Linked DNA regions of Homo sapiens: all the other regions are linked to region 3. A link is a loop called in an ENCODE intact Hi-C map of the cell type or tissue named here. Cell type or tissue: PC-9. All regions are shown on one strand. Each heading gives the region's core, and the rest is flanking DNA. Links, peaks and the distances in the headings are about the cores only. Region 1 holds the start of LINC00511 (long intergenic non-protein coding RNA 511). Region 2 overlaps LINC00673 (long intergenic non-protein coding RNA 673). Region 3 overlaps SLC39A11 (solute carrier family 39 member 11).

What was found. A loop is a pair of places that touch in the nucleus more often than their neighbours do. Peaks named below come from ENCODE experiments on the same cell type or tissue, not always from the same donor. Only the 100,000 strongest peaks of a DNase experiment are listed, where the experiment ranks them.
Region 1: a loop joins it to region 3, with 7 times the contacts of the local background. A loop is called at or near these places in 2 of 110 quality-filtered maps.
Region 2: a loop joins it to region 3, with 7 times the contacts of the local background. A loop is called at or near these places in 59 of 110 quality-filtered maps.

The regions. Positions count from the first base shown.
Region 1 is chr17:72,635,143-72,645,538 of GRCh38, reverse strand. LINC00511 (long intergenic non-protein coding RNA 511) reads left to right here and starts at 5,067. Exons shown (of 5, transcript NR_033876.1): 1 at 5,067-5,168; 2 at 6,689-6,792. It overlaps LOC105371887 (a long non-coding RNA gene), which reads right to left and starts at 4,864. Exons shown (of 4, transcript XR_934961.3): 1 at 4,821-4,864; 2 at 4,446-4,616; 3 at 2,710-2,911; 4 at 1,074-1,838. It overlaps LOC107985005 (a long non-coding RNA gene), which reads right to left. Exons shown (of 3, transcript XR_001752991.2): 3 at 9,859-10,328. In PC-9, for the core only: no CTCF peak of the experiment used is centred there; a DNase peak (open chromatin) is centred at 4,818; H3K4me3 peaks cover 1,331 bases; H3K27ac peaks cover 1,257 bases.
Region 2 is chr17:72,554,376-72,564,771 of GRCh38, reverse strand. All of the region lies in intron 1 of LINC00673 (long intergenic non-protein coding RNA 673), which reads left to right. Among named protein-coding and RNA genes, the nearest start is that of LINC00673, 33 kb to the left of the region's middle. RefSeq lists an enhancer at 7,493-7,993. In PC-9, for the core only: CTCF peaks have their summits at 4,160 and 4,360 (motif pointing left); no DNase peak of the experiment used is centred there.
Region 3 is chr17:72,711,190-72,721,585 of GRCh38, reverse strand. All of the region lies in intron 7 of SLC39A11 (solute carrier family 39 member 11), which reads left to right. Among named protein-coding and RNA genes, the nearest start is that of LINC00511, 76 kb to the right of the region's middle. RefSeq lists a silencer at 65-280 and enhancers at 963-1,640, 1,641-2,319. In PC-9, for the core only: no CTCF peak of the experiment used is centred there; DNase peaks (open chromatin) are centred at 3,735 and 5,225; H3K4me3 peaks cover 1,719 bases; H3K27ac peaks cover 3,242 bases.

The DNA.
Region 1 (10,396 bases), core at 2,180-7,179, 75 kb after region 3:
CACAAGAACAAACTCTACACTGAGCTGGATTCTTTGTGTCCTGGCTCCACATTCGAAGTTCTAGATCAGAACATCCAGCTGCCAGAGCTTAGATCCTGTGCCCATGAACTAGCTGATCTTGCCCCTTCCCAAGACTCGCAAAATAGTGGATTTTCCAAATTTGGGAATGAGTTCATATGGTGCAGAGCCAAAATAGAAAAAAAAAAAAGGGTCTATTAAGTTCATTACAGCCTTACTCTTTTGCTGTTCAATATCAACATATACTCTAATTCCTCTAGTTTTACTTAAAGAAAAAACTCTTGCTTAAAATATGTAGCTATTCCTCATACAATCAAAACTTCTTTCATTCCCTTTCCAACGGGGTTACCCCAATGTCTTTCAACTCCTGTACTCAAGGTCTGTGAGTAATGGATACCCCACCTCCGTGGGATAACAAGCCCATCTCATTATTCTGTATCTTTGAGCTGAAGTGTAAAGTTAACCATAACCGTTCATCCCATATACAATAAAACGAATAACGGGAGAGGAAAGAGAGGCAATGAGTTAAAATAGGATACACACAACACAGGAAGTACAAGTAGAAGCTACAGCACCCATTTCCTGCCCTAGAGAAGAGACCCTGGATGATGTTTAGGTTTCCCGCTTCCAGTTTCCATTCCAAGTCCATGCTGTCTTCAGCCAGTACCTTAGATGACTGGGGTGTGACCTACTAGCCGTGACCCTATTCCTCTTTCCTAAGGGCACAGAGACCAAGGAGGCCCTGCCCATATGCATGATGGTAACAGTCTTCCCTTAACTCCCACCGCTGGAGGAGGAGGAGGAGGCGGCTCCTGAGAGAACCACTTGAGTTTCATTCATAGCCTCCACCCTGGCCTGTCTCCCGTGGTATAGCAGCATTTTCCCAGGACTAGTCACTGCAGCCAGCCTTGTCAACCCACTTTTTTGACCTAATGGCATGTGAAATTCCAGGTGGCCAGCCCACATGTCCAGACTATTGCTATATCACTCTTTTTCTGTTCAACATCTATATTCACTCTAATTCCCCAAATTTCACCTTTTTAAAAAATGTCTGCTTTAATGGAACCATCACTCATACAAACACTTTATATCCCCTTTCCAAAGGGAGCCACCCCAACGGTCAGCTGCCTCAATGGTGCAACCTTCCTTTCCTGGGAATAAAATCGCTAATTGGTGGAAAAAAAGTTGAAGAGAGTGAGAGTCATTAAGTAAGATGGAAGTTGCACCGTGCCTACTTCCCCTTCCTCCAGACCTGTTTAGTCTGGCTGTGGGAGAAACGGCACCACGTGATGTTCCCTAGTTCAGAACAAACAAGCATCTTAAAGGACGATATTTCAATCTCCTTAGGTATGATCGTCTCTCAGTCCTGAAATGAAATCTTCAATAAATCATGTCACAGCTGAATACAGATGACTGCTTCTGGGTGACAGGATCCATTGACAAGGGTATCACCCACTGCTTTCCCTCTTTCACTGTAAAGTGAATTCCGTTGTCAGAAGCAATTTTGTAGAGCATGCCATGATGATCTACAGGCAGAGAGGTCAGTTCCAAAGTCAGACATGAGCCTGTTTCAGTGAAAAGAAATCACTGCCCTTTCCATAATGGAAGAGGTCCAAAGTCATCAGTCTGCAACTAAGTAGTCCATGGTGTCCCTGGAGTCTGGTCAGTTGCGGCATTCAGGGGTGGTCACTGATAACCCTGTGCACCCAGGGGCCAGGTCTGCATTGATAATGGAAAGCCTAAGTGATTGAATCCATCACAGTTCATGTGTTGCCAGCAAAGACTCTTCTGCTCATGAATCAGTTGAAGCAATGATGTGCCTGGAGAAAGAAATCATTACACATAAGCAGATGGCCTGGTTCAATTAATTATTATTAGCTTTTGCTATAGTGGGTATTTTGGATGATGTTTTACTCAAGAAACAAACATTTTCAAATTTGGCCCATTCTGAGAAGTGAAGCCATGTATGTCTTCCCACACCTCTCCTCTGTCATTAAACCTCCAGTCATTCTTCTTTCAAGTTTGTGACCTGTTGAACAGAACCCCCCATCTACACTGCTCAGAAGTTGGTGTAGCTTCTTGCATCAAATTTTCTTTGCTTCCAAGCAAAGTGGACACAGAGTTATGTGCTTCAAATTCTCCTCCCCAGGAGGTTCTCCCTCTCACCTGCTATCCTCACTGAACTATAACATCACAGTCACCTATTTAGAAGGTAGGGCCGGGTGCAGTGGCTCACGCCTATGATCCCAGCACTTAGGGAGGCCGAAGTGGGCGGATCATGAGGCCAGAAGATAAAGACCATCCTGGCTAACACAGTGAAACCCCGTCTCAACTAAAAATACCAAAAATTAGCTGGGCGTGGTGGCACCCACCTGCATTCCCAACTACTCGGGAGGCTGAGGCAGGAGAACTGCTGGAACCCGGGAGGCAGGGGTTGCAGGGAGCTGAGATCGCACCACTGAACTCCAGCCTGGGCGACAGAACGAGACTTCGTCTCAAAAAAAAAAAAAAAAAGGTAGGCAAGCATATGGTGTGAAGCTATCTGTAAATGAGGATCAGTGGTTTTTCCTCTCTTAGTCACTAGCTCTTGGGAAACCCCTTTGAGGCCGGTGTTAGATTGATGAAAGGGTCAGGGGTAGGCACACAGGGAATGATCTACCTATGCATATAATGCACTTGTGCCTTCAGTACCTGGTTAGGAGCTAGTCCCACATAAACCATTTCCAGTTGGTAATGGGATTTTATGAGTGTGTCAGATGGCCCAGTACATGACGGACAGCTTGGGTTGCAAATGACATGTAATACATTAGGGATAATCACTTGGCGTCCAGTGGTCAGTCCAGCTCAGAAGTCACTCCCAGCTTCTCCTGCTAGCACAGTCAATCCAGAATCTCTGCAATGTATATCAACAACATCAGACCAGTGTAAAATGATACCTTTCCACCCATTTATTAAGCACCCTTAGTTAGGAAAATCCCAAAATCATGTTGGTTTCTAATCTTGATCCTCGCTGGTTTGAGCTTGCCATTGTCCTTCTTTCTGAAGTGCTGGGATCTAACTGTCCATTCTGGAGACAGTCGAGGGTAATGCATGAGAACTGGCTTGCTCTTGCAGTGAGACTGCAAAGGATGCAAAGAAATGGCAGTGTCGTTACGAAGTGTGTCAGAAGACTGGAGAAGAGGGTTTCCGCTGACGAAGGAGGCTCTTTGAGGACTGGGTGATTCAGAGAACTTCAGGTTTTCCAAATCCTCTCATTTGTCTCCATTTGGATTCTCTGGGTCTTATCCCTTCCTGATCAATGCTTCAGCAAGGCCATGATTTTACCAGTGTAGAAATGTGGCCAGTCCTGTGGATCAAATTTTACCTTTGGTTTTCCCTTTTTGTTGTTGTTTTTTCTTTTTGAGACAGAGGCTCGCTCTGTCACCCAGGCTGGAGTGCAGTGGCACGATCTCAGCTCACTGCAACCTCCGCCTCCCGGGTCAAGCAATTCTCATGCCTCAGCCTCCCGAGTAGCTGGGACTACAGGCATGCGCCACCATGCCCGGCTAATTTTTGTATTTTTGTAGAGACGGGCTTTCACCATGTTGGCCAGGCTGGTCTCAAACTCCTGACCTCAGGTGATCTGCCTGCCTCTGCCTACCAAAGTGCCAGAATTACAGGCACGAGCCACGGTGACTGGCCGTTCTATTTTCTCAGTTGTATGGACTCAAGAGGGAAGAGGGTATTTCAGAACTGTCATAGGAAGCCCTTGGTTTGGTTTAAGTCTCTTCCTTCAGCTGGTAACTTCGGGACTTGAGCTTGCCAGTGTCTTTTTTTAAGCTGTGTGGCATGGCTTAACAGGACTGCCTGGCCGGCGCATCTGTAATCCCAGCACGTTGGGAGGCCGAGGCGGGCGGATCACGATGTCAGTGGATCGAGACCATCCTGGCCAACATGGTGAAACCCCGTCTCTACTAAAAATACAAAAATTAGCCGGCGTGGTGGCGTGCATCTGTAATCCCAGCTACTCGGGAGGCTGAGGCAGGAGAATCACTTTAACCCGGGAGGTGGAGGTTGCAGTGAGCCGAGATCACGCCACTGTACTCCAGCCTGGCGACAGAGTGAGACTCTGTCACAAAAAAAACAGGACTGCCTATTGGGCCTCATATGCTTGACTGTTTGATGGCAGAAACAACTCATTGGCTACAGGCTTTGCTTTGAATGGACCCTTCTTCCAGGTGACCGGTATGATGAGAAGTAGAGAGGTAGGGGCAGGTGTCAGCGTCTGGATCTTCTCTGGGATCCCAACAGAAGACATTTTCGTCCTGCTGTGCTGAAGACGGGACCGGAAGGCCATTGCTCAGGTATTCACTCTACCAGACGGGGCTTTACGCTCCCACCACTTCCTCGAATCCCCCGTGAGGTAGATATTATTATCCTGACTTTACCTGTGAGGACAGGAACGCAGTGGCGGGGTGGGTTCTCACTGTGCGTGGAGGCAGCAGGACGCAGAAATCGACCTCCCCCACGCGCCTCGCCAGCAGCTTTCAGTTTCGTGGCCCAACGCCCTGCACTGCACGCCTCTCCTCTGGGATAATTGATAGTTGAATCTGTGTAAGCTGGAAGCAAATGAGAGCCCAGCGGCTGTTCTTTCCCATTCCTTTTAGATTGAGGCAAAGGGACAAATCTGCGATGTGAATAATACAGCTCCAGGAATTTTTATCAGCGCGCCCCACGCCCGGCCCTGCCTGAGGGTCTTTCTAAGCCACAGGCGTCCCTTCCCAGGTCTTGTCTCTTCCCTTCCGCGAATGCCCTCGGCTCACCCAGCAGGCAGGTGTGATCCGGCTCCGCGCTGGGGCCAGGTGAGGCCGGGCTGCCTGCCCCGGTGCACGTTCCCAGGGCGCGGCGCCCAGTCGGCGGGGCCTGCGGGCTGGGCCTCCCCGGGGCGCCGGGCGTGGCGCCGGGGGCAGGTCCCCGGGCTGCCCTGCAGGGCGGCCGGCCGGCGGCCAGCGGCTGTTTACCTGTGCAGGGCGAGGCGAGACTCGTGGCGGTGCCGGGGCTTTGCACGCAAGGGGCGATGCGCCCCGGAGGGGGAGGGACGCAAGGGGCGACTACTGTTACCTCGCTTGGAGATACCAAGGCCGGTCGGACCCCCCGCTGGCCGAATGTGGGTAGGCTGCCCCCAGTTTGTCCCTTCCCAGGGTGGATCCAGATTTGGGGGCCGGAAGTGTATACAACGTGGGGAGCGCCCTTTGGGAAAAATAATACAGAAGTCCCAGTACAAGCTTAGGTGCAGGGCTTTTTTGGAAGGGGGCCTGTGAGTGAGGGTCCCCGAAGCCCAGGCTTCCTTGGCTTTTAGGTAACCTCACCTCTGAATCAGGGCAGGGAAGCCTGAGGTGCTCGGGGGTTTAGAGGCTTTCCAGACACTGCAGGAACCCTATTTAGTTAATTCACTTTTCCTTCATCTTCCACACACCCCAGCCCAGCACCTGGGAGAAGGGATGGCGCTGTGTTCAGAGGCAGGAGGAACCCAGCCCACAATTGTGCTTCTCTCTCCTGCCCTGGGAAGAACTAAACCCATCTTCCTCCTCCTTCCAGTAGAATGCGGGAGGCTGGGCCTGGCCATCCAGGGCTGAGCAAAACAGTAACCCTGAACCTACCTCTGGATTCTCTCCCGCTCTCTGACCTTCTAGCTCTCAACCCAGTGAAAGTGTCTGGACTCTGCCAGTGGCTTAATAGGGAAAGCGTCCTGGGGAGCCACCGTCTGTCCCCAGGGACTGTCACTGACCCCTCAGAGGTCCCCGATGGGGCTTCTGATGGAGCTGCTCGGACCCCAGACCTTCAAGAATCCTCAGGGTACGAGGCTACTGCCCTCTGCCCCAAGACAGGGAAGATGTGTGTGGGTGGAAGAGCTGGAAGTGTCAGAGGCATGTGAACCAGAACAACTCCATCTTAAATAGGAGCTGGGTAAAATGAGGCTGAAACTTACTGGACTGCCTATCCAGGCAGTTAAGGCATTCTAAGTCACAGGATGAGATAGGAGGTCAGCACAAAAATATGGGTCATAAAGACCTTGCTGATAAAACAGGTTGCAGTAAAGGAGCTGGCCAAAACCCACCAAAACTAAAATGGTCACGAGAGTGACCTCTGGTCATCCTCACTGCTACACTCCCACCAGCACCATGACAGTTTACAAATGCCACTGCAATGTCAGGAAGTTACCCTATATGGTCTAGAAAGGAGAGGCATGAATAATCCACCCCTTGTTTAGCATATCTTCAAGAAATAACCATAAAAATAGGCAACCAGCAGCCCTTGGGGCTGCTCTGTCTACAGAGTAGCCATTCTTTTATTCCTTTACTTTCTTAATAACCTTGCTTTCACTTTGCACTTTGGACTCACCTTGAATTCTTGCGGGAGATCCAAGAACCCTCTCTTGGGGACTGGATCAGGACCCTTTTCCTGTAACAGAAGAGCAACTGCTTTGTGTGGCCCAAGGAAAGATGTGTGATTCTTTGTAGAGGGTGAACCTATGGACCTGTATCCCAGCATCCCCACAGCCCGTGATCCTCCCCCAGATTAAAAGATCAGCTTGGAAATCATGCGGGGTCTTTTCTGATATAGTCTCCATTCTCTGGTGCACTATGAGCCACAATGATACATTTCTCATTGGCCTCCCTCCTCCTGGCAGGGAGCGAGCAGATCCAGCCTGTTTGGACGTGGTGAGGACCCAGCCGTGGGGTTTAAGGCCAAGTTAGCCTCTCCCTTCACTGATTACAAGAGCCATTGTTACAGGTGAGTCTTTGTCCTTAAAGCTCCCAAGATGGTGGCGAGCCGCTCCCATGATGGGGCAGGCAGCTCCCGAGATGGCGGCAAGCCTTTTGTTCTCCGACCTGAGGTTCTTGGCGTCACCGATTCCAAGGAATGGAACGTTGGGCCATGCGGTGAGTGTTATAGCTCTATTAGAAGCCGTGGGTCATGGAAGAGAACCATGGAACCCAGTGACTAGTGTTCAGCTCGATTAGGACGAACCCGGACACTTAGCCACGCAGGAACAGTGGTAAGCCTCTAGCCCGAACGGGAGTGGCAATGGGCGCCTCACTGGATCAGGAGCACAGCGGACACCCTGCTGGATCTGGAGGGGTGGAAGTCAGCAGTGGGTCTACGACAGTGGCAAACAGCAGTGGTGGACGGCGAGTGAAAGCTCAACTCGAGCCGTAACAAACACAGACCAGAAGAGTGTGCAGTTGCAAGATTTAATAGCATGAAAACAGAGCTCCCATACAAGGGAGGGGACCCAAAGGGGGTTGCCTCTCCCTGCTCGAATGCCTGGGTTTATATCCCTATCATCGTCCCTCCCCCGGTGCTCTCAGGCAATATATGATTTGAGTATTTCTTTACCTCCTGCTTTTAGCCTAATTTGTATTTTAGTGAGCCCTCTTTACTACCTGATTGGTCGGGTGTGAGCTGAGTTACAAGCCCCATGTTTAAAGGTGGGTGCGGTCACCTTCCCCAGCTAGGTTTAGGAATTCTTAGTCGGCCTAGGAAGTCCAGCTAGTCCTGTCTCTCACCATGACCTCCAAGAAGCCCAGGATGCATCAGGGAAAAGTGGAAACGTGGGGCAAGCCTGGGGAGCACGCAAAGAGGGGAGGCCCTTAGCCAAAGCTTGGGTTCCACTTTGTAGTTGTGCAGGAAGGAGGTCAGAGGTGTACCCTTTCTCTGACCTTTGCCTTTTAGGGTCGGGTTCAATGTGCACTTGGGTTTGCAGACTGCATTGGTCACCACCATGCCCTGGAGTGTGTCCCATGGAAAACAACAATGAACTGATTTAAGATTAGTAAAATTTAAATCTTTTCAAAGTTTGTCTTCAATTAGAACCAGCTCCCTTTCTGCTGTTTCAATGAAAATGCTTACTGAACTTATTATGTGAAAGTATAGAAATGTAAATTTTTGGCCAGGAGTGGTGGCTCACGCCTATAATCACAGCACTTTGGAAGGCCAAGGTGGGTGGATCTCATGAGGTCAGAAGCTCCTGATCAGCCTGGCCAACATGGTGAAACCCCATCTCTACTAAAAACACAAAAAATCAGCCGGGTGTGGTGTTGCGCACCTGTAGTCCCAGCTACTTGGGAGGCTAGAGTGAGAGGCAGGAGAATCACTTGAACCTGGGAGGCAGAGGTTGCAGTGAGCCAAGATTACACCAGAGTACCCCAGCCTGGGCAACACAGTGAGACTGTCTCAAAAAAAAAAAATGTAATTTTTTTCAGTTCCTAACAAGCCTGTAACACGGTTAAAAAACAAAGGACTGCACTTGAATAGATGATGTATGAGTCTGTACATTTCTTCCATGTGAACATTTATCATATTTGGTAAGTTGGTGGGAGACGGTCGTTGTATTCATTTTCTATTTGTGTGTGACAAACTACCACGAATCTAGCAGATTAAAACAACACGTGATTATTTCAGTTTCTCTCGGTTAGAAATCTGGACACAGTTTTAACTGGGCGTCTGTTCAGGGTCTCACAAGCTGCAATCAAGGGGTTGGCCTAACTATAGTCTCCTCCAGGGGCTCAAGTGGGGAGGAATCTGCTCCCAAACTCACTCCCATTGCTGGCAGTATTCAGTTCTGGCAGGTATGGGTTTAGGGACCCTGCTTCTTGCTGGCTGTGAGCTAGAGGCTTCCTTCAGCTCCTAGGGACATGGGTTTTTCCCAGCATGGCTGCTTACTGATCAAACCAGCAAGGAGAGCCCCTCGACTGAGTCAGCTAGTAAGTGAGGGTCTTATGTAATATAGCATAAGCATGGCCATGACATCCCATCACCTCTGCCATGGTCTATTGGCTCATAAACCCAGGTGGCAAGAATGGCTTCCATAGGTTCGTGGGCCTCTTTTTCATCCACCAGGATAAGCATGACACAGCAAACTACATGTGGCGATGATATGATTTTATTCTCTCTTTTGCATATTCTACACTTCAGAGTGGTACAATGAATGGATGAAAGAGATGTGTGAGCAGGGAAGGTACTGGAATCAAGGATACCCATCTGGACGGATGGGCTGTTCTGGATGAGCCCTGGGAATCCTGGCCTTCTTGCCCTCTTCTCCCTTGCGGGGTTACCACGGACCCATCTCCCAGAACTCTGGGTCAGGGCTGCGGCCAACTCTTGGTTTCTTCAAGGGCTTGAGGAACGGCATCCACATGTCCACTCTGTGTGCCCCTTTCTCTCCCACCCTGTCTGCTCTCATCAGCACAGTGGGGCTGGGCACAAAGAAGCTTCAGATTCAAGTTACCGTTTCCACATCGATACCCACTGGGAGGTGGCAGAGATGACTTCATTTTGGTCACCACCTTTATTTTGGTCCAGGAACTTTTTACAAATCAACTCCCCACAGGACCTATTCTGTGACAATGGCTATGAAAGCCTCAGTCATTGCTTGTTCTTTGCAAGAAAAAAATGGGACGGAAAGGGAATAGGAGACTTGGGGGAGACGATAACCAAAAGCCAGGATCCCACTACGATATCTACAAGAGGATATGGACCTACATGTCCCCCAAGGCTTTCAAATCTAAATATATACATAAATATTGATATACACATTTGAATATACATGTGTATAATTTATATATACATTAAAATATACTTTATGTATTAAAATATATGTATAATTATATATTTTAATATATAATTACATATTATATAATATATAATATGTATTATATGTTATATTAAAATATAAAATATATTAAAAATACATAAATATGTATGTAGTGAATAACATATATACACACACATACTACATAATCAAAACTTATAATAAAACAACAACAACAATCTTCTAAGTCAAAATTAAGCCTTAGTTTTCTTGCTTTGGGACCCAAACTTTACTAATAAGGGAGATATTGACAGAATAGATTTTTAAGTCCTCTGGCGGAGATTAAAATGGATCGTGCCCTGGAAACTAGCAAGGTTCACGAACCCCTGCCATCCGCCTTCCTGAGCTGTTTCCTTCCCCAGTGGGTTATGCCTGCTTGGGAGGAGGGGTGATGTAGGCGTGTGTGTTTGTTTAGTGTAGAATTCTTGGCAAACCTATCATGCTGGCAGGTGCTGAAAAGTAAAATCCTCTTTTTCCAATCCAGAAAAACTCCGATGCCAGCATGCCCGTTTCCCATCATCTTCCTCACAGCTCCACCAGGCAAAGAGCCATCTCTCTTAGTCCTCGGGAAACAGTGGTGGTATCTGGCTGAGTGATAGCGCTCGCAAGGTTAAAGGGAGGGTCAGGTTTGGGTGTTTTCCTCTGTGGGCTCTGTCACTGAAGATTCATTTCCCAACTGCAAAAGACAAGAATGAAAACGGGCAGATGGTTCGGCCTCCTTCTGAGGCTCAGGGTTGGGGTAGA
Region 2 (10,396 bases), core at 1,825-6,824, 160 kb after region 3:
TTTTTTTTTTTTAAAAAAAAGGAACATCTGAAGTGACTTGAGTCTCTGATCTGGCAGTCATAACCCTTATCCCGTTCCTTGAGCCCCAGGGAGGTTGGGAGAGGGGGAAAAAAAACAACTGTGCTATCCATTCTGGGTCCTCTTAGCCAGGGGTGTGGAGGCTGGGGAGTGAAGGGCGTCTATGGGATTGGTCAGTGGGCAGCGGCTTCCAGCTGTGGCGAGGGAGGTGTCAGCTTGCTGCTCTTGCTGTGGGTCTCACACTCTTCCTCCATCCATCCCCCTGAGCTTCGAAGAAGAGCTCTTATTATTAAAGCTGTCCTTGAAAAACTCTCTGCTTCTTGGGCATTGAGGAGCAGGTCCAAATGGGTCATCTTCTCCCTACCTTCTCCCTGTCTGTCTTCTCCCATCTGTGTCTTAGCCTTTCCTTCTTCTCTCCATACCTGCCCTTGGTGGGTTGTTTACCCCAGTTTCTCATCTTTTCTCATGAAGGAGGAGGAAGCACCCAGCAGCTGGCGTTTGCCAGAGCTGCAGGTAAAAGGGACCAGGTTACCACCAAGACAGGAGAGACGGGGCTTTCCAGGCAGAAATCCCTGAATCCCCTGGTCTAAGTGCTGAGTAAGCACTCGACTCCCTGGGGCCCTGAATGATGGAAGAGAGGGAGACTATTAGGGCTGACGCCAGACAGAATGCACGCTCGCAGGTGGATCTGACTTTTTGTGTTTTGTGGTTTAAAAATGTGCTTGCCTTCTGTAATCCCAGCACTTTGGGAGGCCAAGGTGGGAGGATCACTTGAGGTCAGGAGTTCGAGACCAGCCTGGCCAACATGGTGAAACCCCGTCTCTACTGAAAATATGAAAAAATAGCCAGACGTGCATGCATGCTCATGTGCACACATATGCACACCCCCCACCTTGCCTTTTATAGAGCCATGAGGCAGCAGATTCAACCGAATACCATGTAGCATGAGCCACAGACGTGTATGGGAACATTTATGAACGCTTGCCTATAATCCCAGCTACTTGGGAGGCTGAGGCAGGAGAATCACTTGAACCCGGGAGGCAGAGGTTGCAATAAGTCGAGATCACACTATTGCGCTCCAGCCCGGGTGATGGAGTGAGACTCTGTCTCAAAATAAATAAATTAATAGGTGGGGCGTGGTGGCTCACACCTGTAATCCCAGCACTTTGGGAGGCCAAGGCGGGTGGATCACGAGGTCAGGAGTTCGAGACCAGCCTGGCCCAATATGATGAAACCCTCGTCTCTACTAAAAATACAAAAATCACCCGGACATGGTGGTGAGCGTCTGTAATCCCAGCTACTCAGGAGGTTGAGGCAGAAGAATCGCTTGAACCCAGGAGGCAGAGGTTGCAGTGAACCGAGATGGCGCCAACTGCACTCCAGCCTGGTGACAGAGCGAGACTCCGTCTCAAAAAAAAAACAAAACAAAAATAAATAATAAAAAAGCGTGTGCCTGCTCATTTTCAGTTCTCAGCACCCACATCTCTTACCTAGGTGAGTGCTTGGAGCTGAGGTTTGTTAACATAAGTCATAGAGGTTTCAGCTTTCCTTTATTAGCACTTTCATGCCCCTAAGGGGAGAAAAACCAATGGAAGGTAGCAGGCAGTGTGTGTGTGGGGGGCATTATTCAGCCATAGAAAGGACCAAAGCATGGACATGTGCTACCAACATGGAGGTACCTTGAAAACCTGAGGCTGAGAGGAGCCAGACACAAAAGGCCCCCTGTTGCACATCCCATTGCTATGAAATGTCCAGGATAGGCAAACCCACAGAGACAGGAAGGAGCTTAGTGGCTGGCAGGGGCTGGGCTGGGGTCAGGGAGTGGACAGTGGCTGATGAATGGGGTGGAGTTTCCTTTCAGAGGGGCTGATAGTGCTCTGGACCTAGATGGTGGTGATGCTTGCACGACACTGTGAATGTGCTGTCATCGTACACTTGAAACAGGTTAAAATGCCGAGTTGCGTGGTATGTGCATATTACCATAGTCAATAGAAATGGAAGGAAATGCAGTGGAGTCTTGCACTAGGGTTTGTCTCAGGAGAACGGGGAGAGTTGCATCTTCCTGGTTTTCTGCTGTTACCCAGCTCTCCACGCCCATTCCTGCCTGGCCCCGGGGTTGGATAAGAACCTTTCCTAAGTGGACAGAGTTCTTAGGGTCTCATTGCAGCTGGAAGCACCTTGGGCCATGTAGCTGTGCTCTGGCAGGTGCAGTAACTCCCCTCTCAGGGCCCACGAGAAGGGGCATCTGGCTTTGGGGGGCTGTCTATGGTGCGGTTGTCAGTGTACCTCGGCTGTCCCAGCTCAGGAGTTCTGGAAACTTCCCGGGCCACTCTAGCCATTCTGACTTTTGCAGGTTCTGGGCAACTTTGCCCTCTTGGATCCCTTCCTACTTAAAAAATATATTAAAAATGTCAAATATTATGATATATTAAAACATTTTTTTTACCTAAAAGCATGTGTTCTATTTTTTTTTCCCCTGATTTTAAAAGAAGTTAAAACATTTTCATGGGCCCTTCAGAGTATGGCGGGCGCTGGTTTGTGCCTCATGGATGGTCTGATGGGGACGTCAGCCTGGGGCTGTGTTGTCCTGGATCTGTGTGTCCCAAGAACCTCCTCCTGGTTGGTTCCATATTCATGGGCCTCCCTGACCTTCCTCCAAAACAGCTGCAGGGTGGCAGAATCTGCCCTGGTCACCGAGACTGAGCCCTTCAGTCTGAGATAAAAAGTCCCCAAAGAAGGGTTACAGCTCACCCCCAGGAGCTCAGCCCCATGAGCCCTCTCCCCACCACCATGCCCAGTGGGTCTCATGAAGACACCCATGCAAGTGGTCATGGGAAAGAGGACTCCCCCATACCTTGCTCCAGCACGGACCTTGCTCCAGCACCGGCCCTGCTCAGCCAGATTTTCAGAACGAGAGGGATATTCTCATCTGTGGCAAAGAATATTCTCTATATTCTGTATACATCATTTGAGACTTAAATGGGTTTCAACAGATCCATTCTTCTTGTAGATGTAGGAAAGTTTGACATATGATTGTTCTCTGCCAAATAGCCATGTTCGCGGGATTCCTTTTGATGGAAATTATTTATTAGGACAAAAAGGGAATAAGTGCAAAAAACTTGAGCAAGACTAGAAACAAAATAATTGATGGCTGCCTCTGTGGTGCCATTTTTGGATGATGGCTGTGTCTGGGGAGTCAGGCTGGGTGTCTGGGAGGGCCACACTCCCTGTGAGCTCCGGGACAGGTAGGTTGCCTGGAGGTTTCCTTTCTGGTGTCACCCTGTAAGCGTCTGTGGATTTGTGCAGGGTGCCTTGTCTCTCCCTTGCATTTTCCCGGTGGGTCTGGGGCAGGACACGGCTGGGGACAGGGGTAGAGGACTGGCCACTGTGGCCAGAATGAGGTGCAGGGAGGGACAGGCAGGTCCCTCATGGCCCATAGTGCCTCTAGGGGGTGCATAAATGCATATATATGTGCACATACACACGTGCATGCATACTCATGCGTACATATACACAGCCCCCCACCTTGCCTTTTACAGAGCCATGAAGCAGCAGATGCAACCGAATACTGTGCAGCATGAGCCACAGACGTTTACGGGAAGAACCGGCAGGAGGCGCCGGGAAACTAAAGGGCTCCAGCTCTCTGAGTGGTGGCTTTGCCATTGTGGCTGTGCGAGCTCAGCCTCCTGGAAACCCGCCCTGAGCTTGGTTAACAGCATTCACTCCAGGTTTAGCCCAGCTCCAGGTTATCGCAGGCAGGACTCCCGAGAACAGGTTCATGTTTGCTTTTTGGGAGGTGCTGCGCTAAAGTGGAAAACCACCCTGGGCCGAGTGGGACCTCCCCAGCTGGGCGGCTGTTAACCAGCCAGGATGTCTGACCCTGAGAAGTCACCGTGCACTCTTGGGACTCATTTTTCTCATCAGCAGGATGGGGTGATGGAGCTGGCCTTACTGGGTGCTGGGGATGATATAAAGAGGTGGCGTGTGCATGTCTGTGTGTCTGTGTGTGGGCGAACATGTTTGGTAAGTGATAGGCTCTGCACACGTGCACGGCACCATCATGGTTCCCTCCCTGCAGCACTTGGCACGCAGTGGGGGCTCAGAGCACAGGCCGACTGATGGCCTGGGGTTGCAGCCCTGCTCCGTGTGTCCCTGGGCACTTGCTTACTGACCACCCCACAGGTGAACACGGGCAGGTGGGTGTTTGGAGGTGTGAGGCTGAGGAGGGTCTGGATCTTGCAGCTCTTGCAGCCTGGATAGTTATGGGGTCTGGAGGGGGCTTTTATTGCGCCTGGTGCTTCCTGCTCAGGGCCAAGTCTGGGGCTGCCTGACTCTTGGGCTCTGGTGCCCTCTAGTGTTCAGGTTATATTATTGCAGGTGCAGGCCATGTACACATTTACCAGCAGCCTAACTGGGTCTCCCTTCTCTCACCCCAATCCGACATGGATGGAAATAGCTTTAGAAAACTCACATGTCTTTGGCAGACTATTGAACATACCTGGTCTATCGCCAAAAGGACTTAAGGCATTTAATTTAAAATGTTATTTTCATAAGTAAAGGAAATAAAGGCTGGGCGCGGTGGCTCATGGCTGTAATTCCAACACGTTGGGAGGCCCAGGTAGGAGGATCCCCTGAGCCCACAAGTTTGAGACCAGCCTGGGCAGCATAGTGAGGCCCTATCTTTTCAAAAAACAAATTAGCCGGCTTGATGGTCCCGGCTACTTCAGAGACTGAGCTGGGAGTTTGAAGCTACAGTGAGCTGCGATCACGCCACTGCACTCCGGCCTGGGTGACAGAACAAGACCCTGTATCTAAAAAAATAAAAATAAATAAAGGAAGGAAAAATAAGATAAAAGCCACGGGGAAAGCTGGGATAAAATATTCTGCTCTAATCCCTATATAATTGCTAGGGGTGGCAGGGCTATGGTCCGGTGTAGGCTAGTACTTTCTGGGTCAGCTCTATCAATTCTTATTAGGTGAAGTTATCCACGGGCTGCCACTGTGCAGAGAGATGCGTGGGCTCCCCAGGAATGCTCTGTGGTGGACGCATCCTCTTCCCACAGGAAATTCTGAGCTTCAAGGATCTTCTAGGTTCTTTCCCCGCCACTTTCTACTAAGGAGGCCTGTGACATAAATACAAAAGTGCAGGTCTGGGCTGGGTGCGCTGGCTCACGCCTGTAATCCCAGCACTTTGGGAGGCTGAGGTGGGAGGATCACCTGAGGTCAGGAGTTCGAGACCAGCCTGGCCAACATGGTGAAACCCTGTCTCTACTAAAAATACAAAAAATTAGCTGGGCGTGGCGACAGGCTCTGTAATCCCAGCTACTCGGGAGGCTGAGGGAGGAGAATCCCTTGGACCCGGGAGGTGGAGGTTGCAGTGAGCCGAGAGATCATGTCATTGCACTCCAGCCTGGGCAACGAGAGTGAAACTCTGTCTCAGAAAAACAAAAAACGAAAAACAGCAGGTCTGTAAAGGTCACTCTGAGGAAGGCCAGAACAGTGCAGTGGCTGCTGGGTTTGATGAACCGTACTCCTCAGAGCATCTAGGCCCGTGGTTTTTCAGCTGGAGCTCATCTGAGCCCCTGTGGGGGGCTGTTTAGGACACAGATGGCTGGTCCCACCCGCAATGTTCCTGATTCAGTTGCTCTGGTGCAGGGCCTGAGAACCTGCATTTCTTGTAAGCTCCCTGTTGATGCAGATGCTGCTGGTCAGGGGACCCTTGCTCTAGACTCCTGGGACTCCTGCTCTAGGACCCCTGCTTTCTGGAGCCCTGGTCTAGAAAGAACGGATTGAACCCTGGTTTTTCTCTCTCCCTCCATGAAGTGCGTGTTGGCAGTGGAGCTTTTGGTGACGATGAGCTGGCACAATGTGGGGAGTTCTGCTCTGCCAGCCCCCTGGAAGGCAGCTCTTCTGTACAGGTCGTAAAGGCTGGCACCTTCTAGGGAAAATCCGGGGACTCATGGGTGCCACCCTTTCCTGGGAGGCTCCATCACCCTCCTATGCTACAACATGACTGTTTCCAGAAAACACTTGAGTCTGTCTCATATAAACACTTGAGGGCCTACAGGAATAGCATGCTCTGCTGGAGTGTGCAAGTCCTCTGTCATTATAGGGCTGTCACATTTTAGCCTAGAGAAGGTTTTTAAGGCAGTAGATCCTGAACATTCACTTTGACCATTGGAAAAACCAAACTCTCAGGAACGGAGAGAGAAAACATTGCAGCTTTGCCCACATGACTTTCCTAGCGGATCCTTTGAGGTCTGGGTGCCCTCAAGTCCTCCCTAGGTAACAAGATGGCCCACTATGGTGGATTCTTGGAAACCAGTTAGAGGTGGAGAGCATCTCCCATGAATCGAGTCTGTAGTTTGGAGGAATCTCTAGTCTTTTCTTTCGTAGCCTGAGTAGATAGCAGGGCACCTGTTCATTAGGACCTCTTCTAGGCTTGTCATGGTAAGCCCGTGTTGTCTTCATATACAAGAATTGTATTCTGTTGAATACAGAGGACTGGGGGCAGGGTAAATACACTCCCTCAAGGGGTAGAAACAACAGCAAAAAGTGCCAGACATTGATGAGGCTCTGATTCAAGTGACTTTCAGCTATACATTTAAAAATCCAGTGGGCTTAGCCCTGCTCCTGTCTCTAGGCCCTAGGTGGGGAAAGTGAGGACCACAGCTAAGCCACCTGCCCAAGGTCACATAAATGGTAAGTAACAGAGCTGGGATTCAAACCCAGGTAGTAGGGATTACAGGCTGGAGCATCTGAGGTTTAAAAGGTGGGAGACCAGGACCCAGGTCTGTTACCCACACTGGAAATTGTTAGCATGCTTGTCAAGGCCTGTAGCCCCTGACTCCCCTAGGTGAATGTCAGGATCCCTCCCAGGAGTATGTGTGTGAGAGAGTGTATGTGAGTGTGTCTGAGTGTATGTGTGAGTGTGCATATCTGGTGTGTGTGTGTCTGTATGTCTGTGTATGAGTGTGTGGGTGTGTATCTTGGTGTATGAGTGTGTGTGCCTGGGTGTGTATATGAGTGTGAGTGTGCATAAGTGTGTGGGTGTGTGTATGATTGTGTATATCTGGGTTTCTGCCTGTGTGTGTATGAGTGTGTGTGTGCGCGTCTGAGTCTTGTGCGTCTCTGTGTGTCTGGGTGTATGAGTGTGTATATGTTGTGTGTGTCTGCGTTATGTGTGTCTGTGTTGTGTGCGTGTTTGGGCGTGTGTCTGAGTGTGTGTTGTGTGTCTCTGGGGAGGGGTGTGTGTGTGTGAGAATGTGTGTGGTGTGTGTGTGTCTGGGTGTGTGTGGTATGTGTGGGTGTGTGTGTGAGTGGGTGTGTGAGTGTGTGTGTGTTGTGTGCGTGCCTGGGGGTGTGGTCCTATGTAAAGAGCTCTGCCGGTTTCTGCCAAAGGCCGGCGAAGGCACAATCTGCATTGTTCCTAACAGATAGACCTCCAGAGTTATAACGGTGCTTGAGGGAAGTGGCTCGCTTCTGTCCTCACAAAAATCGTGGCCAGGGCAAAGGCATTAACTCCTTATAACCAGCTGTGCCCAGCAGGGAAGTCAGGCGAAGAGCAGCACCTGAGCTCAGGCAGCTCCTCTGGGCCCGCGGGCATCTCTCCTGGATATTGCTGGGGTCTGTCGCCACCTCGTGGTTATTCCGTGTATCGGCTTTCAAATGAAGCTCTCACTCCAGCATCTGGGACCATGGACCCATGGACAGAGACCCCTCCCGGAGGGTCTTGTGTCTTGCAGGGCACTGGGGCCTGATAGAAAGAGGTGGTCGCTCTCTACGGTTCCAGTCTCGGAGGGGCACAGTGGGGCGTGTGGGAAAGAACATGGGCTTTGGAGCCAGCGCCGGATCAGGTGCACACATGAATGTGACTGTCAAGCGACTGAAGCGCTCTCATTGCTGGTTTTCCATTCACGGGGAGGCTCCTGTTCATGGCGTTTTGTGAATTAGCGACAGTAAAGCACCTGGCACCGGGTAGCTGCTCTAATTCTAAAAATTAGGGGCAGGACGCAGCTGCCTATCGCCCGTAAACTGTATACAGCTTTGTGACATCATCCCATTGTATGACACAGGTTGCGTTATTGAAGATTTCCACACATTATCCACTTTCTGGAATACTTTTGGATTTACGGAAAAGTTTACAGAAAATACATTTACAGAAAATGAGTTCCTGGGCTGGGCGCGGTGGCTCACGCCTGTAATCCCAGCACTTTGGGAGGCCGAGGTGGGTGGATCACGAGGTCAGGAGTTCGAGACCAGCCTGGCCAACATGGTGAAACCCCTGTCTCTACTAAAAATACAAAAATTAGCTGGGCGTGGTGGTGGATGCCTGTAATCCCGGCTACTCAGGAGGCTGAGGCAGAGAATTGCTTGAACCCGGGAGGCAGAGGTTGCAGTGAGCCGAGATCGTGCCACTGCACTCCAGCCTGGGCGACAGAGCAAGACTCCGTCTCAAAATAATAATAATAATAATAGGAGTTCTGATATATCTCTCACCCAGTTTCTCTTGGTATTAACATCTTCATACTATGTTATATGCATACAACAAGCATGTCAACATCATCATAGTGCGTTTATCAATGCTAAGAAATTAACATTGGAAGCATGCTATTAACCATAGAGTTGGTCTCTGTTGATTAGTTTTTCCACTAATATCCTTTTCCTGTTCAAGGATCCAGTCTGGATTCCACATTGTATTTAGTCTTTTCTGCTCTGTGATGTTTCCCTCAGTCTTTTCTTGTTTTTAGTGACGTTGACAATTTTAGAGAATGCTAGTCATGTATTTTGAAGGATGTTCTTCCATTTGGTTTTGTCTGACGTTTTCTCATAATAAACTGGGGTTTCAGGGAGAATACAGCAGTGAAGTGTTCTCATTGCATCAAATCAGTGGGTACGTGACGTCAACAGCGTTCATCACTGGTGATCTTGACCTTGATCACTGGTCTAAGGTGGTGTCCGCCAGTTTTCTTCACTGTGCATTTGCTGTTTTTCCCTTTCTGTACCCTTCATTAGAAGAGAGTCACCAAGTCCAGCCCCTTTATATCAATAGGAGGGGACATAAGCTCAATTTCCTGGAGGGGGAAGTGTCCAAATACACTATTTGGAGTTCTTCTATCAGGACATTTTGTCCCATCTCCCTCGTTTATTTATTTATTCATTCACTCACTCATTTATATCAGTATGGGCTCATGGATACCTATGAAAGTGCATTTTCCTTGTCTTGGTCCTGGAACAATTTTTTTCATGCTTGGAAAGATATTTCCTAGTTTGAGTTTGAGGTGTTGAGTGAATAGTCCTTTGTCATTTCTTTTGGCTCTGCGTTTTTGGAGCCTGTAACAATGAGTATGTTGAATTGCTCGCCTGGTTTTGGGCTAACTGGGGGTCTTGGGTATGGTGAGAACTAGGTTTTGTGGTGAGGCTGCATCAGGGCTGTGTCTGTGGTCGGCCACGGTGATACCTGTGAGCACTTGTCACTGTCTCCTTTGCGAGAAGCAGCTGGGCTTGGCCTCCAACCTGGCGTGGAAATCCTGGTGCTGCCACCCTCAGTGTTCCTTTGGGTGAATCAGTGCCCCGCCCCCAGCTTCATCATCTGTAAAGTATTGATTCTCACCTTGACAAGGTGGAGGTCATGCGTGTATTCTCCCAGGCAGAGGTCTTTATCAGTACTTAGCCGTCAGAATGATCTGTAAGGTGAGTACAGCCACTGATATCTTCAACTGCTCAGTACCATCTCCAAGGTCATGGCCAGGGCATGGTGGGTTTGGATCTGGACCATCTGGATCTCACACGGTTCAGCCCAAATGATTTCTGTGGTGTCTGTAATCGTGGTGTCTTGTGAGGACTGATGACCCCAGACGTGCAGGGCCACCCTTATCCCTTCCCCTCCCCTTCTCCTGTCTTCTCAGCACCCCCAGGGTTACATGGCGGTCAGGCTGAGAGGCAGGGGTGACAGGATGGGGTGGGAGAGCTCCAGAAGGGTCGGAGACCTCACTCTGGTAACTGTCATTCTCTAGGGTCTGGGAATTGGTCTTGGAGGTGCTGACTCATCAGAATTGGAGATGCCCAGGCTCTCTGATGACAGATGGCTCTGGAGGAGCACAGGAGGGGTGCACCCATCAGATGTTGATGTCTCTTTCCAGCCGCCCTTCTTCAAGGGGGTACTGCCAGGAGCCTCTGGCTGAGGCACCTGCGTCCTGGTTTCAAGGCATCCAGGGGGTCACTTGATGATCTGGGCTGTTGCCTGCTGAGCGTGGGATTCGAGATTAGAGGAGGTGGCTCTAGTCTCTGAGTGTCAGCGTCTTCCTCCTGGATGGAGCTGACTGCACACTGCCCTGGTTTGCTCTTGGAATCTGGGGCGAGTGTGAGGGTGTGTGTG
Region 3 (10,396 bases), core at 2,882-7,881:
TGATGAGTGTTATGTAGGGGAGCTCTGCTGAGTGCTTGTTGTGTGCCCAGTCCTGTGCTGTCTTTTACCTTCATTCTCTTGAATCATCACACATGGACCCAAGATGAGCCCTGTTTTACAGATGTAGAAAATTGAGGCACTGAGATGCCTCTCGTCCACAGCCCCGTAGCTAGTAAGGGCAGCAGTCAAGACCGGACATGGTGGTTCTTGCCTGTAATCCCAACACTTTGGGAGGGTGAGGTGGGCAGATCACCTGAGGTCAGGAGATCGAGACCAGACTGGCCAACATGGTGAAACCCCGTCTCTAGTAAAAATACAAAAATTAGCCGGACATGGTGGCATGCATCTGTAATCCCACCTACTCAGGAGGCTGAGGCGGGAGAATCGCTTGAACCCAGCAGGCAGAGGTTGCAGTGAGCCGAGATCGCGCTGCTGCGCTTCAGCCTGGGCAACAGAGCAAGACCTTGTCTCAAAACTTAAAAAAAAAAAAAAAAAAAAGGCGAGGGACAGCAGTCAAGTCTGTGCCTAGTCTAGTCTCTGGCCCCAGAACCTACCTCTTTTGGGGTGTTCTAGGCTATGAGGCGACCTGGCCAGGCAGGAGGAGAAGCTAAGTGGGAGAGCCTGGGGGAGTGGGTGGGTCTTGTTTCCTATCAAGTTTAACTTACTGCAGACCCCCTCATACCTCATTGTATGTGTTCGGGGGATGAATAGGCACTATTGATGCTATATAAGACCATGGATTCTGGGGCTTGACTCCCTGGGTTCAAATCCTGGCTCTTTCATCAACTGGGTCTATGACCTTGATGCGTTGCTTTTCTTATGTGCCTCTGTTTCCTAATCTGCAAGATGAGAATAATAGTATCTACCTCAGTGGATTGTTCTGACCAATGAACTGAATTTCTCTAGGAAAAGCTCCCTGAGTGGAGCCTGGTGGATGGTAGGTAGCACTGTCCATGGTGAAGCTACTGCTCTTGCTTCCTGGCACACCCATGACACATCCTACAGCTAGATGGCCAGCCCATTTCTATTTCCACTCAGGTCCAGGACAAGCACTCCCCACTCCCTGCCTCCCCAGGAGAAGAACTGTCTCAGAAGTAGCTTCCACTGTCTGCAGGGAATTGACATCCAAGCCTCGGGGCCCAGGTCCAGGAGCAGGGTCTCTGAGTGTGCCTGGCTACTCGGAGCCCAGGTCCAGGAGCAGGGTCTGTGAGTGTGCCTGGCTGCTCTGCCCTCCCACTGCTTCTACTCCTGTTTCTAGAGCTCCGTGCTTTATAAGGGGCCTTCACATCCTTTGCCCTCTTTCCCCCGAGGCCCTCCCAGGCTGACTTCGTCATCTTATCACAGCATGGACTGTGCATGCTCATGAGCCCTGGCCCTGGTACTGCCCAGCCCTTGTCCCCAGCCTTCGTTGTGTGGTGTTTTTCTCTCTCCTGTGTCCTCCCTGGGAGCAGAGCCTGGGTCACCTCTTTTATGCTCTGCACGGGACCCAGAACCAGGCAATGCGTGGTCAGCTCTGTGCTAGGGGTGTCGACGGCAAGGGTCGGCCCCTCCAGACCACACAAGCACACGAGCTGCTTCCCTTTTGCGCCCCAGTTTCCTGGACTCATTTGGGGGCCCCTTCCATCTAACCACACAAGTCACCTTCTCAGAGCAAAAAGGAAGATGACAGTGCTGCCCCTCCCCCATCCGCCGGGCAGCAGCGTCTCCTCCATGAGCAGCACAAGGGGCTTTTATGCTGCGGCCCTTTCCTCCTCTGCCACTGCCCCCAGCCACCCCCACCCAAGTCCCTGGCGACAGGGATTGGACATCTTGGCACAGGAAGCTATCTCTGCACAACGTATACTCTGTTAGCCTGGAGCAGACCTTGGGGGAGGGAGGGCCCCGTCAAGCTCTCTGAAAATGGCAGTGTGGTTTCCTTGCGGCTTTCCCGGGCACTGGAGATGACGCACACTTCTTTTCTCTTCTCCGTTCCCACTGCTGCCCTGTCCGTCCTCCCCAACAGCTTGTTACAAGCGACTTGGGGAAGAAAGCAATTCTGTCTTCCAGGGCAGCCTGCTGAGGAAGGTCAGGCCACTACAGAGGGAGCTGTGGGTGCGGTTTAGTTCTGGGGGGCAGGGTCTTCATTTTAAAACATTCTGCTTGGTACGCCAAGAAAGGCAGCTCAGGAGCACTGGTGCTTGTGTCGCACTCGTGGGGACATGTGGCACTTGGTGCTGCTTACATGCATTGCTCAGTCCTCGCTGCCATCCCAGTATGGACATGTGGCCACGGGGCCTCGGGAGGCAGGGGAAATGCTCAGAGGTCATTCTTCTGGTAAGAGGCAGATTCAGGATTGCTTTTTTTGAGATAGAGTCTTTGTTGTCCAGGCTGGAGTGCAGTGGCATGATCTTGGCCCACTGCAACCTCCACCTCCCAGGTTCAAGTGATTCTCATGCCTCGGCCTCCCAAATAGCTGGGACTACAGGCATGTGCCATCACACCTGGCTAATTTTTTTTTTTTTGTATTTTTAGTAGATTCGGGGTTTTGCCATGTTGCCAAGGCTGGTCTTCAACTCTTAAGCTCAGGTGATCTGCCTGCCTCAGCCTCCCAAAGTGCTAGGATTGCAGGCGTGAGCCACTGAACCTGGTAGATTCAGGATTTGACTTACTTCTGTCTAGCCAGGCATGGTGGCTCATGCCTGTAATCTCAGCTACTTGGGAGGCTGAGGCAGGAGGATCACTTGAGGCCAGGAGTTCAAGACTTACTTCCATCTGATTCAGAAGCCCACGAATAAACTTCCTCTGCCAGCCTCTAGCAATCATGGAACAATCAAGAAAGCTGGAAATTATCATTCCCATTTTACAGAAGCAGGCTGTGTCCAAGAGCACACAGCAAGTGAGGGGCAGCTGCCATTGTACTTTCTGTCCCTATGAATTTGACTCCTCTAGGATTTGAACCCAGGTGACCAGCTCCAGAGCCTGTGCTCTTAATTATCACTCTGCTGTTAAGTGACGTGCCTGGCTGTGACCCCAAGGTCTTCAAAACTCTCCCCCAAAGTCGTGTGGGAAATGGGGTCAACTCAGTTGTGAAAATGTCTAATCTCCCATTATGAATCCTTTGAACATTGACTATAGTAATTCCAATTTGTCAGACACTTTTTTTCCCCTGAGATGGAGTCTTGCTCTGTTGCCCAGGCTGGGGTGCAGTGGCCTGATCTCAGCTCACTGCAACCTCCACCTCCCAGGTTCAAGCGATTCTCCTGCCTCAGCCTCACGAGTAGCTGGGATTACAGGCGCCTGCCACTATGCCCAGGTAATTTTTTTTTCTCTTTTTAGTAGAGGCGGGGTTTCACCAGGTCTCAAACTCCTGACCTCAAAAGATCCGTCCGCCTCAGCCTCCCCAAATGCTGAGATTACAGGCATGAGCTGCTGCCCTCAGCCCAGATGCTTCTTTAAAATCAAACCTCATTTGGCTCATTACGAAATGCAAGCCTAGGTAAAAAATCCACAGTGAGGGACAGATAGAGATTTTGTATTCGGTGTTAACTGGAAGCAAATATTTCTGTTAAAGATGGTTTTGAGTGTTGCTCCAGATGAGTGTTACTTTGGTAAGAACCATAACCCTTGCCAGTGCCGCCCAGCAGTGAGATACCGGGGGCAGGAAGGGGGAAAGAAGGGAAAACTCCAGACAGGTGGTACTGAGGTGATCTGGTGGCCTTGCGGTCATGACTCACTTCTCCAGCCTCACCTCCTAGACAGCCGATGTGCAGGGTCACTCCGAGGGAGAGCTACAGAGCAAGAGTGACCTGTCCTGTAAGTTCCAGAATAAGGAGCGATGCTGAAGTCATGCACCCCAGAAAGGTATGGAAGTCTTAATCCCCAGGACCTGTGACTGTAACCTTATTTGGCGGTAGGATCTTTGCAGATGTAATTAGTTAAGATCAGCTCGTACTGGATTAGGGTGGGCCTAAGTCCAACATGACTGGGTACCCTTATAAAACAAGGAGGGATGACACATGCGGAGAGGACAGTGCCCCGTGGCCACACAGGGACACGTGGAGGGAAGACGGCCTTGTGGTAGTGGAGGCAGAGACTAGAGTCATGTGTCTAGAAGCTGGGGAATGCCACCAAGTGCCAGGGCCACCAGAAGCTGGAAGAGCCGAGGGAGGATCCTCCCCTAGAGCCTTCAGGGGGAGCATAGCCCTGCGGACAACTTGATCTTGGACTTCTGGCCTCCAGGGCTGTGAGAACAAATCCCTGTGGTACTTCATCACAGCAGCTGTTAAGAAACCAGGGCATCGGGTCTCCCTACCTCCATCGGCGTCTTCTCTGTCCCTGAGGTCCTCTCTTAGCTTTCTCCACTTCCTCTCACAGTTGGACGCAAAGCCCCAAGGCCACTTTTTTTTCCTCTTTTTAAATTTTTTAAAATTTTTATTTTTATATATATGTATATACATATATATACACATATAAGTATATACATATATACATATATACATACACATATAAGTATATACATATATACATATACTTATATGTGTATATATGTATATATGTGTATATATATTTTATATGTGTATATGTGTGTGTGTGTGTGTGTGTGTGTGTGTGTGTATATATATATATTTTTTTTTTTTTGAGACAGGGTCTCCCTCTGTTTCCCAGGGTGGAGTGCAGTGGCATCGTCTTGGCTCACTGTAACCTCCACCCCCTGAGTTCAAGCAATTCTCATGCCTCAGCCTCCTGAGTAGCTGGGATTACAGGCACCTGCCACCACGCCCAGCTAATTTTTGTATTTTTTGTAGAGATGGGGTTTTACCATGTTGGCCAGGTTGGTCTCAAACTCCTGTCCTCAAGTGATCCGCCCACCTCGATTTCCCAAAGTACTGGGATTACAGGCGTGAGCCACCACACCGGGCTCTGAGGCCACTTTTTCATCCATATTCTTCTCTGTGCCTCTGCATGTGTGTTCCCCATCCCTTTGGTAACTTCTATTTTTTATTTCAGGAGTGGGTTAAAGTTTCCGATTTTTTTTTTCCTTATACTCTCTCAGTTCAGTCTGGACCAACTTGGAGAAGAGCGGCGGCTTTCCCTCCCTTTTTCTGTGGCCGCCTTCAGACGCTGGCCCATGGGAGAGTCAGGGCTGTCCCCCGTATTGGAGCTATTAAACTGTCGTAAGAAAGGGGCCTTTGTCACGGGAAACACGTTACTCAGCTCAGTCATAGAGACAGACTGTGCCAGAAAACAAACAACAAAAAAAAAAAGGTTCAACCACAGCATTCTTTGGGACTTCAGTCATCCGCCTCCCGCTTGTTCTTAAAAGACGAATTTCCTTTCTTCCGTGTAATTCCATCAGATAGGTCGTCAGGTTTTCATTCTGTCCAGAATGGAGTGCTGGGGGCCCTACCCTGCCATCTGCCAGGGGCCTCTGCCCAACACCCCGCTTGTATGACCTCATGCCTGCAGGTTGGGAATGCAGGGGGGCTCCCTTGGGCCTTTTTGGGGTGGGTCAGGGAGGGTGCGAGGAGAACGAGGGCGGGAGTTAGGTATTTTTTCACACTTACCATGACCTGTCTGTGCACTTAAAAATTGATCAAGATGGTACATTTTGGCCGGGCACGGTGGCTCACGTCTGTAATCCCAACACTTTGGGAGGCTGAAGCGGGCGGATCACTTGAAGTCAAGAGTTCGAGTCCAGCCTGGCCAACATGGTGAAACCACGTCTCTACTCAAAATACAAAAATTACAGGTGGCACATGCCTGTAATCCCAGCTACTCAGGAGGCTGAGGCACGAGAATCGCTTGAACCCGGGTGGCGGAGGCTGCAGGGAGCCAAGATCACAGCACTGTACTCCAGCCTGGGTGACAGAGCGAGACTCCACCAAAAATCAAAAATAAAAAAAGATGGTACATGGTATGTTATGTATACATTAATCATTAGGCACTAACTCCCCATTCCTTATCTCCCCCCAGCCCCTGGCAACTGCCATTTTCTTTCTGTCTCTATGAATGTGACTCCTCTAGGGACCTCATAGAAGTGGCATCACACAGTATTTGTCCCTTTGTGTCCGTCCTATTTCACTTAGCATAATGTCCTCAGGGGTCATCATGTTGTAACGTGTCATAATTTTCTTCCTTTGAAGGCTGAACAATATTAGGTTGCACGGATGCATCATTTTGTTTGTTCATTCGTCTGTCCATGAACACTTGGGCTGTTTCACCATTTAGCTCTTGTGAATAGTGCTGCTTGTGAACATGAATGTAAGAATATCTCTTCAAGACCCCACTTGAGGTTCTTTGGGGTATATGGCCAGAAGAGGCATTGCTAAATCATTCGGTAATTTGATTTTTAATTTTTTGAAGAACTTAGTCATGGTGCATCTTATCTGCCTTGTAACATCGTGCCCTTGGGCAGAGGGGTACTTCCTGGAGGAGAGAGCCTCTCGCGGGCTCCCGGGGCCCCTTTCGTGGCTGGGTGCATGAGATGTATGCAGCCAACCCTTACCTCCTCCTGAGTGCAGACCCTGGGATGCTGCACTGGTCGCACACCCGTGGAGTTGGCCCTGAGTGAGAATAGACATCACGAGAGGAAAAATTGTGAGCGTGAAGGGGCTACATGGATGCAAGATGCGAGGTGAAGTGGTTTTGAATATGTACGTGTAAAGATCCTTGATTCCATGCTTTTCCACCAACTGCTGTTTAAACAAATGAACCTCTCACTATTAGCTTCACAAGTACGGCCACGTTCCTTCTTCAGCCAGGCAGGTGAAACACTCCATGAACCCAGATCTGAAACAGGGCAGTCCACAGGAGGTGAACAGCTGCAGACCATGTCATCCGCCTTCCTGACAGGTTTGGGGACAGCCCCATAATCACAAAAAGGTGGTGTTCTCTGGTCTTTACCAAGGAGGCTCAACACAGACACGGTGTGCAAACTCAAGCTCTTTCTCCTTGTTAAGGATCAGGTTCCTCATCTGTAAATGGGATTTCCTGAAGGGGTAAATGAAAGTGGAAGGAAAGCCCTTGGGTGGTACTGGTTGCGTAGCAGGCACTCAGCAGGAGGTGGATGTTGACACTGTCAGCAGCAGGGTTATGAACTTGGCTGCTGCGCTTCTTACCTGCTTCCTTCCTTTTTTGGCGACCCATTATTGAACAGTATTAGCCTGGTGCAAAAGTAATTGCAGTTTTTGCCATTTCATTGGCAAAAACCGCAATTATTATTATTTTTATTAATTTTTTTTTTGAGAGAGAGAGAAAGAGCCTTACTCTGTTACCCAGGCTGGAGTGCAGTGGCGTGATCTCAGCTCACTGCAACCTCCGCCTCCCAGGTTCAAGCGATCCTCCCGCCTCAGCCTCCCAAGTAGCTGGGAGTACAGGTGCGCACCACTACACCCAGCTAAGTTTTGTATTTTTAGTAGAGACGAGGTTTCACCATGTTGGCCAGGCTGGTCTCGAACTCCTGACTTCAGGTCATCCACCCGCCTCGGCCTCCCAAAGTGCTGGGATTACAGGCTTTAGCCACCGCGCCCGGCCTGAGCCACTGCACCCAGCCAAAACCCACAATTTTGCGGCAAACCTAATATCTATGCACGGCCTTTGTGGTGGACTGTAGATCTAAATTTGAGGTCCCTGACGTTATTATTTACCAGCTGGGTGAGCTTTGAAATGTCATTTCACTTCTCTGGGCCTCAGTTTGCTTTTTTAAAATCTGTATAATGGGCCTATGAATGGCTCCAGGGTCAAAGTGTTGGGGGATTCAGCGAGAGTGCACTTGAAAAGCATCTAGCACAGCCCTGGAATGAGAGAAGTTATAGCTGTTATTATCACCCTCAGATGAGGGATGGCAGGGAGGTGATGGAAGAACATTGCAGGGGAAGGATTTGGTTTTACCATTTTGTAAGTATAATAAAATCAGCTAGACTTGGGGTCCAATTAGATATAGGGGTTGAGAATGGCTAGAAACCCCTCCCAGTTTTTTTTATGTGTACAGCTAGTTGGCTATTAATACCTTTCGGAGAGATTGGGATCCAGAGGAGGAGGAGGAAGAAGAAGAGTTTGATGACTGAGTTAAGGGCAATGTATGAGAACCCTTCGGGTTTCACTCTGTTGACCTGGCAGTCACTAATCTGTATTAAGGGTAATGTGGTTTGTCTAGGACAGTGGTGTGGGGCTGCTGCCTCCCCCTGGAAACTCTCCCATCTACACCCTGGCTGGGAGTGCAGGAGGAGCTCCTGCTTTGTAAGATGCGGGCCCACTATCAAGGTGACCAAGGGCCTTTGTGGATGGAGAAACAGGGAGATGCTGCTGCTCACCTGTGCTTGGCTCCCACCTCGTTACCCAGTTTCTGACCCAGGCTTTAGGACTGTGGCTCCTAATCTTTCAGCCGAGATTCTTACCCTGTTACAAACCTGGTCTGTGGATCCAGAAGTCTCCACCACGAACTCCACGGGCTAAGTCTTATCACCCCGGGCTTCAATGCCATGTCTTGCCTGCTCGAACCTGCTTCTTCCTGTTTACCTTCCCCTGTACCTGGACTCTTAGGACTGTCTTGTCTGCTTGAATCTTGAGCTGCTAATCCATCCTTCCTTATTGGCACTGACTTTTCCATTGCCCCCTCATCTGCAGGGTCTTGAACTTGGTTTCCTGCCCTGGACTTAACCTGCCTTCCTGACACCGACTGACTTCACCTCTCCCCATGCCCTCATGTCATGTCTTATCTGTTCCTATTGTGGATCCGGGATTCCTTGGCCTGTCCCTTGGCCTGCTGCTGATCATATCTCCACTCTGACCCACAATATAGATTTTCAAGGTAAAAATTTTTTTAAAAAATGTTTCACTCTGTTGTCTAGTAAAATACATGAATGTGTATCCTTTGACTAAGGGTCTTTGTGGGTGAGGAAACAAGGAAGCACCGCAGCTTTCTAGGGGAGGGTTACCTTCAAGCTTCGTGGAAAGTTCCTCATGTCGCCTGGCAAAGCACTGGACACCTTTCAAAGCACACTGAAAATTCTAACATCAAAACTCACAAACACTGCTTTCTGGTAAGGCCATCCAAAATTTTAGGTGGATCCAAGACATCCTGCAAGTGTTCTCTCCATATTGCCTTTCAGATCACCTTCTATTAAAAAACAAAAACTCTATTAACTGAAACTCAGTAGAAGCTTTCAAAAAAAATAAAGGGAGGGTTGACCTTTGTTGTTATTTTTCTTTGGTCTTTCAAGATGGAGTGAGAACTGGCCTCTAGTGTTTGGTAAATACCTTACGCTGCCCAGCAAGGTTGACTGTGTTATCCCCCGGCAGGCTAGCTCAAATAGGCAGGCAGGCCCTGCCACAGGCAGATGAAAACAGGGAGAAGAAGTCCACATATGTCACATGTCTTTGGAGCCTGTCCCCTGTCTGTCTTCCTTCTTGAAGACCCAGTCCTTTCTCTATAGGTCTCTGGCTCAGCCCATCTGCTCCCTCTCAGCTTAATGACAACAACTTTGAGTCTTCTGAAACAAATGTGCTTGCATGGGGAGGCAACAGTCTTTGTCCCACCTCTGCCAGCAGACCTTGTAGGACAAGGCATCAGTCTAATCCCTCACTAAGCCCTGTGCTTTGCAGCCTTCATTTTAACTGCTTCTGTTCAAGGTACAGAAGCATTTTCTCAAATTAAGGGCCTTTCCATCAATCTAGAAAGCAGGAGACAGAGAAAGGTTCTTTTCTTGCACAAGTCTGTTCCTTTCCATTTCTGGCTGTTCATGTCTTTCGTTAGAATTTTCTAAAAGTGAGCACATGCCACACTTCTGAATTTTTCCTACAGAAAAATTCCCCCCAGAGCTATGACCATCAAGGGGCAGCCAGGGGAGATGTCACTCACGGTGTTGCTCAACCTGATGGGAATCTCCAGCTTTGCAGCCTAAATGTTCCTGTGTCCCCACCGCCTGCACTCAAGGGCTTCCAGGAAGCTGTTGCCCCATGGTTAGGTCTTGTTACTTGCAGTACTTCACTTACAGTGCCAGTTCTGTAGTATTTAGAATATGGGTTTGCTCTTTGTAACAGAATCCAAATTTATAATGGTATAAATAAGAAGTTGATTTCTCTCTCACCTAGAGTTAAGTAGCATGACACCACGGTCATCTGTGACTTAGATTGTGTCTAGATTTCTACTTTACCATCTCTAGCCCCTTGGTCCACAGTGGTACTCGGCCATCATTTCCACATCCCAAATAGTGGGATGGAGGCAGAGGGAGTAAAGAAGAAATACACTTCCCCCCTTTAAGGACCTGTCCGGAAGTTGCACCCGTCTTTTCCCCTTCACATTTTTTTGGCCAGAAGCTTAGTTACATGTTCTCACCTAGCTGCAAGGGAGGCTGTCTTTATTCCATGCAACCATGTGTCCAGCCAAGGATCAGGGATTCTTTTCCTATTGAGGAAT